Regions from separate parts of the Homo sapiens genome. Here region 2 is linked to region 1. The links are chromatin contacts, found by Hi-C or POLR2A ChIA-PET in ENCODE. All regions are on one chromosome and are shown on one strand. The core of a region is the stretch at or near the end of the contact, and the rest is flanking DNA. Distances in the headings are between cores, read along the strand shown.

Region 1 (3,466 bases), core at 342-2,841:
GTTCACCAGTTGGGCTACTTGGCCGGACCCAAAACCCAGCTGATAAGGGCTAGAGCAGTCTCCTGATTAGTTTGGGCTACAAGTCCTACTGTGGTACCAAAGGATCTACACAGCTATGTTTGGCCGAAATAATTTCCGGAGACTTCTGTAGTCCCCCCCCCCCCCCGTTAGTAATCTGGAAAGGGAAGCGCTTAGATAAGTAATTAGTTTTCTTTATTAAGAGGACATGACTTTATTATTATGGATAGTAGAAACAGTGGTGGTTGATTAGCTTGTTTAAGGGTTGGTTATAAAGTTCATGCGTTTCGACTGGGTGCCGCGCTCCTCCGTATGTTTTATTTGATTTCCCCCTACACATGACACCCGCCGGGTCCTGGCGCTAAACGTAGTGCTGTCTCCTTAGAGGGACTGAGTCGGGATGCCAGAAACCCTGAGATTCTCTCGGTTAGGGGTCCCAAGCCCCGAGCGTCTAGAGAACTGGAAATGACCCAGTCGCGTCGGAATCTACTCCACAGGTCCGGTCATCAGGCCCAGAGACTAAGGCCACCTGGGCTCCTGCTTGGCTCGGACGCCTCGGCAGCGCGCCGTCCTCCTATTGCTTATGCCCAGCTTGCCCTCGGAGCTGCGGATCCTCGCCGGGGAGACGCCTGCCCCGGAATCAAGGGAACCTTGAGGTCTGTAGAAGAGAATGCCACCACCCCCCATCCCACCTCCTCCCAGTTCCTCTCCCTGCTCTTTCGGAATCAGCTGCGACGGAGGATAGCCAGCTGCAGACATTTCGATTCAGAAAAACGACCGTTTCTTAGCCCTGTAGGCATAGGTGGACGGGAGAAAACTCACCCGCCACCCTCAAGCGGACGTCTCTACGACCCGCCGCTCCGGTTCTCCACCGGCCAGGGAGTCGGCTTGGTTTAACAGAGGGCGCAGGGGTGCCCGGCTACCGCCGCGGCGGAGCCCTTCCTTACCGCGTCGCGGCCGTTGAGCTGGGCGCCTTTGGCCAGACGGGCCTCAGTCTTGGATCTGCGCTCCATCTCCTCCATGATGCCTTGGATGTGGCCTCCGGAGATCCCGTGAAAGAGCATGGCTGGGGGGCGGAAAGGACACGAGTTGTCTTCTGCTCGGCACCCCACTATTTCCATATACACACGCCCGGGGCTTTCAGCTCATCCGAGTGAAGGAGGCAAGGGACCAGAGAGGGCTGCCCTGTAGGAGCGCAGAGACGCTCGAGGATGGAGGGAAAGAGGGAGAGAAAGGAGGAGAAGAAACAGATGGAGTGGAAATCGGTCTGCTTGGGGGGCCGAGGGGAAGCAAAAAGAACTGGGAAGAGTTGGGGGGAAGCCTCAGCGGCTCCCTGAAGGAGATGTGCAGAAAACAAACAATTCGGGCGGAGGGAAAAAGAGGCGTAGAAGGCGAATCTTACTGCTCTGAGAGATCGAGTTACTAATGGGAAACAACTGCAGCGGGGGGAGGAAAACAAAATCTGGTGAAGAAAGAAAATAGTTTTGAACACAAAGAAAGAAAAAGACGTGCTATTTTCAGCGTTCCCTGGCTGCTTGCAAGTTCCCAGTGCCTGTAGATTGGGTTGGGGACTGCTCCTGCCTGAGCTGTGTCCAATTTGTTAAGAGACTAAAGCCAGCCCATTTTTGATAATTTAGTAGGAGGAGTTCTCTCCCCGGAGCTGCCACGGATTTTTATTCAGACAACAAAGACCTGTCATACTCCTCTCAACCCCCTGGTGATGGGCAAGCAGGACAAACATTACAAAGGGGTGGGGGGATAGAGAGCGGGGAGGCAGGAGGAGGGGGCATTTACCTCCCCACAAAACACACACACGCGCGCGCGCGCGCACACACACACACACACACACACACATCCTTCCAAGAGTTCCCAGCAGTCATGTTTTAAAGGGGAAAAGGAGCTCTTGTTGTCCCCGCCCTGTTGCAGAAGGCCTAGAACCCGCCTATTTGATCCGAGTTCAAGATCAGACCTTGGCTCAGGACACAGAGAATATCAACTTCAAACTTTGGATTTCCTCCTTGTGGACTTTTTCATCCCCAGCCTGCAGGACTGTCACCCGAAATGCATAAATATTGAGCAGAAATGTAAGCAATTTACTGAGGTGGAGATAATGCTGGTTCCTCTCCTCCCCATCCCATCTTCCTCAATCCACTTTTAAAAGCAGCTGTCTGACAATTCATCTCTTTGCCTCACCTTCTTGAGGGCCGGAGACCCTACTAGATGCTGGCTTCATCCGAAGTGGAGAGGGCGTTTGGAGCGTCTGCATTTCTCAGGGTTACTTTTGGCAAAACAATTTTCTTTGAGAAAATTAGAGTGTAGGGGACAGGGCATGGACCTGTACACACGGGTACGCAATTGCGCCTTGGCCATAGGGCGGCTTATTCTCTTCCCCGGTTCAGGTTTGAAGGAAGGTTGCCGGAGATTCTAATGTCTCATTTGAAGCTTGCCAATATAGGAAGCGACTTGCGGACTCCCGGGAGCTTGGCGCCTGCCCCCGCAGGACTGGGCGCTAGCCCCATCGCGTGCTTCTCCCACTACCCTGGCAGGACAGAGGACTTGTAAAACTGGGCGCACCCGCACACTCAGAAGGGTGTGAAAGGGACTCTTTGCCGTGGAGGAGGGGAAGGTGAGAACTGACAAGCAGAATGGCAGACCTGCTCCTCACAAGAGGTGGGATTGTTCTGTCGCCCTCAGTTCTCGGCAGCGGCGGCCCCTCCCCGGCCCCATTAAAAAGTGTCCACAATACTCTGATATTGTCGATTCATTCAAACGGCCAGAGGCCCCCTAGGAGTCCGAAGCACAGCGCTGCGGCAGGAACCAACGCGGCTTTACCCAGAGAGGAGGACGCGCCGGCCGCTCTCTGTTCCTTCCGTCCCCTTCGTCAGCCTGCGTTCCCCACTACTTCCCGCCGCCTTTCCCAGGACTGCGGTGCCTGTGTCCTGGCACATCCTAGATACCTCACAAGAGCCGCCCGGCCGCAGACCCGCTTCCCTCCGCCCGGGGGAGCCCGACCGGGAACTGTGGCCAAAGCTAGAAAGATGACGGGAGAAAAGCCAGGGAGAGAGGGAGAGAGGGAAGAAGGAAAGAAAAAAAGAAGTGAGAGGATGAGAAGAAGGGGAAGGAAGGAAGGCAGAAATAAAGCGAGAGAGGAAACGACCCCTGGTGCAGCAGCCTGACTTCCTGTCCCAAAGCGTTGTCTTCTGAGGCTCCTGGAGTGACCTCTTCCATGAAACTGAAGACACTACTGCTTCCCCTCCTTTTTTCTCAGGGTCAAAAATAATGTTATTTGCAGACTGGACGCAGTTTAAGTCCTCCGGGTGCCAAAATGCAGCTCATAAAACGCAATTTCACACAAAAATGAAGCCAATCAAGTGAACTAAGCTGGAGACATCCCCCTCCTCCTTACTTTGGCAGCTATACCTGACAGCAGGGCTGCTATTTACTGTAA
Region 2 (3,528 bases), core at 277-2,776, 78 kb before region 1:
TAATGGGGGAAATTTTGGGTTCTCTACAAGTATGAGATAAAAAATATTTTTCTAAATAGATAAATTGTACCACTATCTAATCCTTTATATGAATTATATCAGTAATACATGCATATTTTTTAAATCCCCAGTTAAGGCATAGTGTCTGCAGATTCTAAAATTTTCACTGGTGAATACTCCTGCATTCTCTGTATTACTGATTTATAGGGTGGTTGTTGTTTTCTCATCTGATATATGTGGACCGGGGAGCTTAGATGAAGCTTATTCTTCATCAAAATGAAACTTTATAATTTACATTACTAGTCATGAATAGATAATAAATATTGGCTGTAACACTAACATTTGGGAGGCTGTGGTGGGAGGGTTACTTGAGGCCAGGAGTTCAACAGCAGCCTGAGCAACATAGTAAGACCCATCTCTACAGACAACAAAACAGAACAATTACCTGGGTGTGGTTACCTGACCCTATAGCTACTCAGAAGGCTACTCAGGAGGCTGTGGGGAGAGAATCCCTTGAGCCCAGGAGTTCAAGGCTGCAGTGAGTTAGGATTGTCACTGCATTCCAATTTGAATGACAAAGTGAGACCCTGTCTTTAAACAACAACCAAAACGATAATGAAAAATCGGCCAGGCATGGTGGCTCATGCCTGTAATCCCAGCACTTTGGGAGGCCAAGGCTGGCAGGTCACTTGAGGCCAGGAGTTTGAGACCAGCCTGGCCAACATGGCGAAACCCTGTCTCTACTAAAAATACAAAGATTAGCCAGGTATTGTGATGCAGCGTGCAATCCCAGCTACTCTGGAGACTGAGGCAGGAACATCACCTGAACGCAGGGGGCAGAGGTTGCAGTGAGCCAAGATCCCACCACTGCACCCCAGCCTGGGTGACAGAGTAAGACTATGTCTCCAAAAAAAAGATATTAAAAACCCACAGCAAGATTTGAAAAAAATAAGTATCTCAACTCAAAATGGAACAAATACAGTAGTCCCTCTTATCCCCAGCTTCAGATACTTATTGTAAACCACAATCTAAAAATATTAAATAGAAGATTCTAGAAATAAACAATTCATAAGTTTTTAGTTGTGCACTGTTCTGGGTAGTGTGATGAAATATCAAGCCCTCATGCTCCATCCTGTCCAGTAAGTGAATCCTCCATTTGTTCAATATGTCCACACTGTATGCACTACCTACTTAATATGGTTTGGCTGTGCCCTCACCCAAATCTCAACTTGAATTGTATTTCCCAGAATTCCCATGTTTAGTGGGAGGGACCTAGAAGGAGCTAATTGAATAATGGGCGTTGGTCTTTCCCCTGCTATTCTCGTGATAGTGAATAAGTCTCACGATATCTGATGGGTTTATCAGGGGTTTCTGCTTTTCTTCTTCCTCATTTTCTCTCGCTGCCGCATGTAAGAAGTGCCTTTCACCTCCTACCATGATTCTGAGGCCTTCCCAGCCATGTGGAACTGTAAGTCCAACTAAACCTCTTTTGTTCCAGTTTCAGGTATGTCTTTATCAGCAGTGTGAAACAAACTAATACACTGCTTGTTAGTCACTTAATAGTCATGTAGGCTATCAGGTAAAAAAACAAACAAACTCTAAGCATACATACAGTTCAGTACTATCTGTGGTTTCAGGCATCCACGGAGGGTCTTGGAACATATATTCTGAAGACAATGGGGCACTATGGTACTCTCAAAATAGCTGTCTGGAATTGTTGCACAATTTAGCATTTGCTTACCAAAATTTTTTAAGCCTGCCTCCTGGGTCCTATCTCTTGCCCTGAAAGGCATCAGAGACTGCTTTGAAGGCAACCTCTTGGGAAATCACAATCTTGATTTTCCTCTGGTTAATAAGTACTCAGGTTACCTAAGTAAACTGCTCTTGCTCATTGTTGCTACTGGTTTCATCTTCACCTTGGCTCTCCACTCCGAGTATTGCAACAGCCTTCTAACAAGTATCCTCGCTTCCACTCTTCTCACGCAACACTTCGTCTTCAACACTGCAGCCAGGATAACCTTTTTAAAACATAAATCTGATAACATCTCTCCCCTGCTTAGAACTCACTTCAGTGACTTCCTGATGCAACAAGGTGGTAAAGCGAAACTCCTTTTCCCAGGTTACAAATTCAACCGTGATCTGGATACTGCCTGCCTCAGATATCAATTACTTATTACACTGTTTCCCTTGCCCAATCTGCTCCACCGTGCCAGCCTTCATGCTGACCCAGATACAATAATCTCAATCAAATCTATGCCTTACATTTGCTTGCCACTCTCCTGAAATGTCCTCAGCTAACCGGATCTTTAGCAACATTTCTTTTCTCAAATGCCATCTCTTTAGAGGGGACTCCCTGACCACCTACTAAAGTAGCTCCCGGACCCCACTTCCCAATTGCACTCTATCTCACTACCCTGTTTTGTTGTTGTCTTCTTAATACTTCCCACTATGTATTTTTAAAAAATTAATAATTTATTCATATGTTTACATTCTATCTCCTCATACCAGAACATCCACCTGCTTGTCTAGTTCATTGTATCCCCAGCACTAGAACAATGCCTGGCATAGACTAAGTGCTCCACAAATACTTAAGGGATATAAATACCACTCATGTACATAAAACTCCCAAACACTCCTGGGAGTCATAAAGACAAATTTGAATATCTGGTGTACGATAATTAATCTTATATGTCAACTTGGCTGGGCCATGGGATGCCCAGATATCTAATTAAGCATTATTGCTGAGTGTGACTGTGAGGGTGTTTCTGAAAGAGATTAGCTTTTGAACTAGTAGACTGAGTAAAGCAGATGGCACTCCCTAATACGGGTGGGCATCACACGATCCATTGAGGTCTTGTATAGAACAAAAGGGCAGAGGGAGATTAAATACACTTCCTCTGTCTCCTCCCCTAGGCATTCCTGGTTCTCAGTGCCTCAGATGGAAATGGAATCTACACCGTTGGCCTTCCTAAGTCTCCAGCTTGCAAATGGCAGATTAAGTACATTCTCAGCCTTCATAATCATGTGGACCAATATATTCTTATAAGTATCTTTTATATATATATAAAAAAGATATATATAAAGATATATTTTATTATATTCTTATATATATTTTATATATTCATTTTATATATCTTTTATATATAATATATATCTTTTATATATAAAACATATATACACATAAATGTGTGTATATATATCTTTTTTATATATTATATATTATATATAATATGTATATTATTTATTATTACATATTCTATATGTAATTATACATGTATATTATATATGTAATTATTACATATTATATAAAATATGTATATATAATATGTATATTATATATTATATATAGATACATATATAAAAGACAAATGTATCTTTATACACATATATAATATGTATAAAAGATATATATACACGTATTATATATAATATATAATATATAAAAGATATATGTAATATAATATATAAAAGATATATATTATATGATATATAAAATATAAAAGATATATCTTATATATAATATATAAA

Evidence for each region. A loop is a pair of places that touch in the nucleus more often than their neighbours do. ChIA-PET counts read pairs that join two places held with the same protein, here RNA polymerase II (POLR2A).
Region 2: a loop to region 1 is called in a map of endothelial cell of hepatic sinusoid, with 5 times the contacts of the local background. The contact joins the enhancer-like site here to the promoter of LHX9 in region 1. A Hi-C loop is called at or near these places in 2 of 168 maps with a recorded cell type or tissue (Calu3 and endothelial cell of hepatic sinusoid). POLR2A ChIA-PET finds 5 or more read pairs at or near these places in 4 of 52 experiments (AG04449, BJ, K562 and 1 more).

The regions. Positions count from the first base shown.
Region 1 is chr1:197,915,497-197,918,962 of GRCh38, reverse strand. It overlaps LHX9 (LIM homeobox 9), which reads right to left and starts at 1,591. Exons shown (of 5, transcript NM_020204.3): 1 at 966-1,591. The coding sequence starts at 1,139. RefSeq lists an enhancer at 294-1,020.
Region 2 is chr1:197,993,634-197,997,161 of GRCh38, reverse strand. No RefSeq gene overlaps it. Among named protein-coding and RNA genes, the nearest start is that of LHX9, 78 kb to the right of the region's middle. Within about 2 kb of position 1,526, at least 2 of the 41 ENCODE cell types and tissues checked have a DNase peak (open chromatin) inside an H3K27ac peak, as active enhancers do; they include PC-9, where a contact is called at or near this core.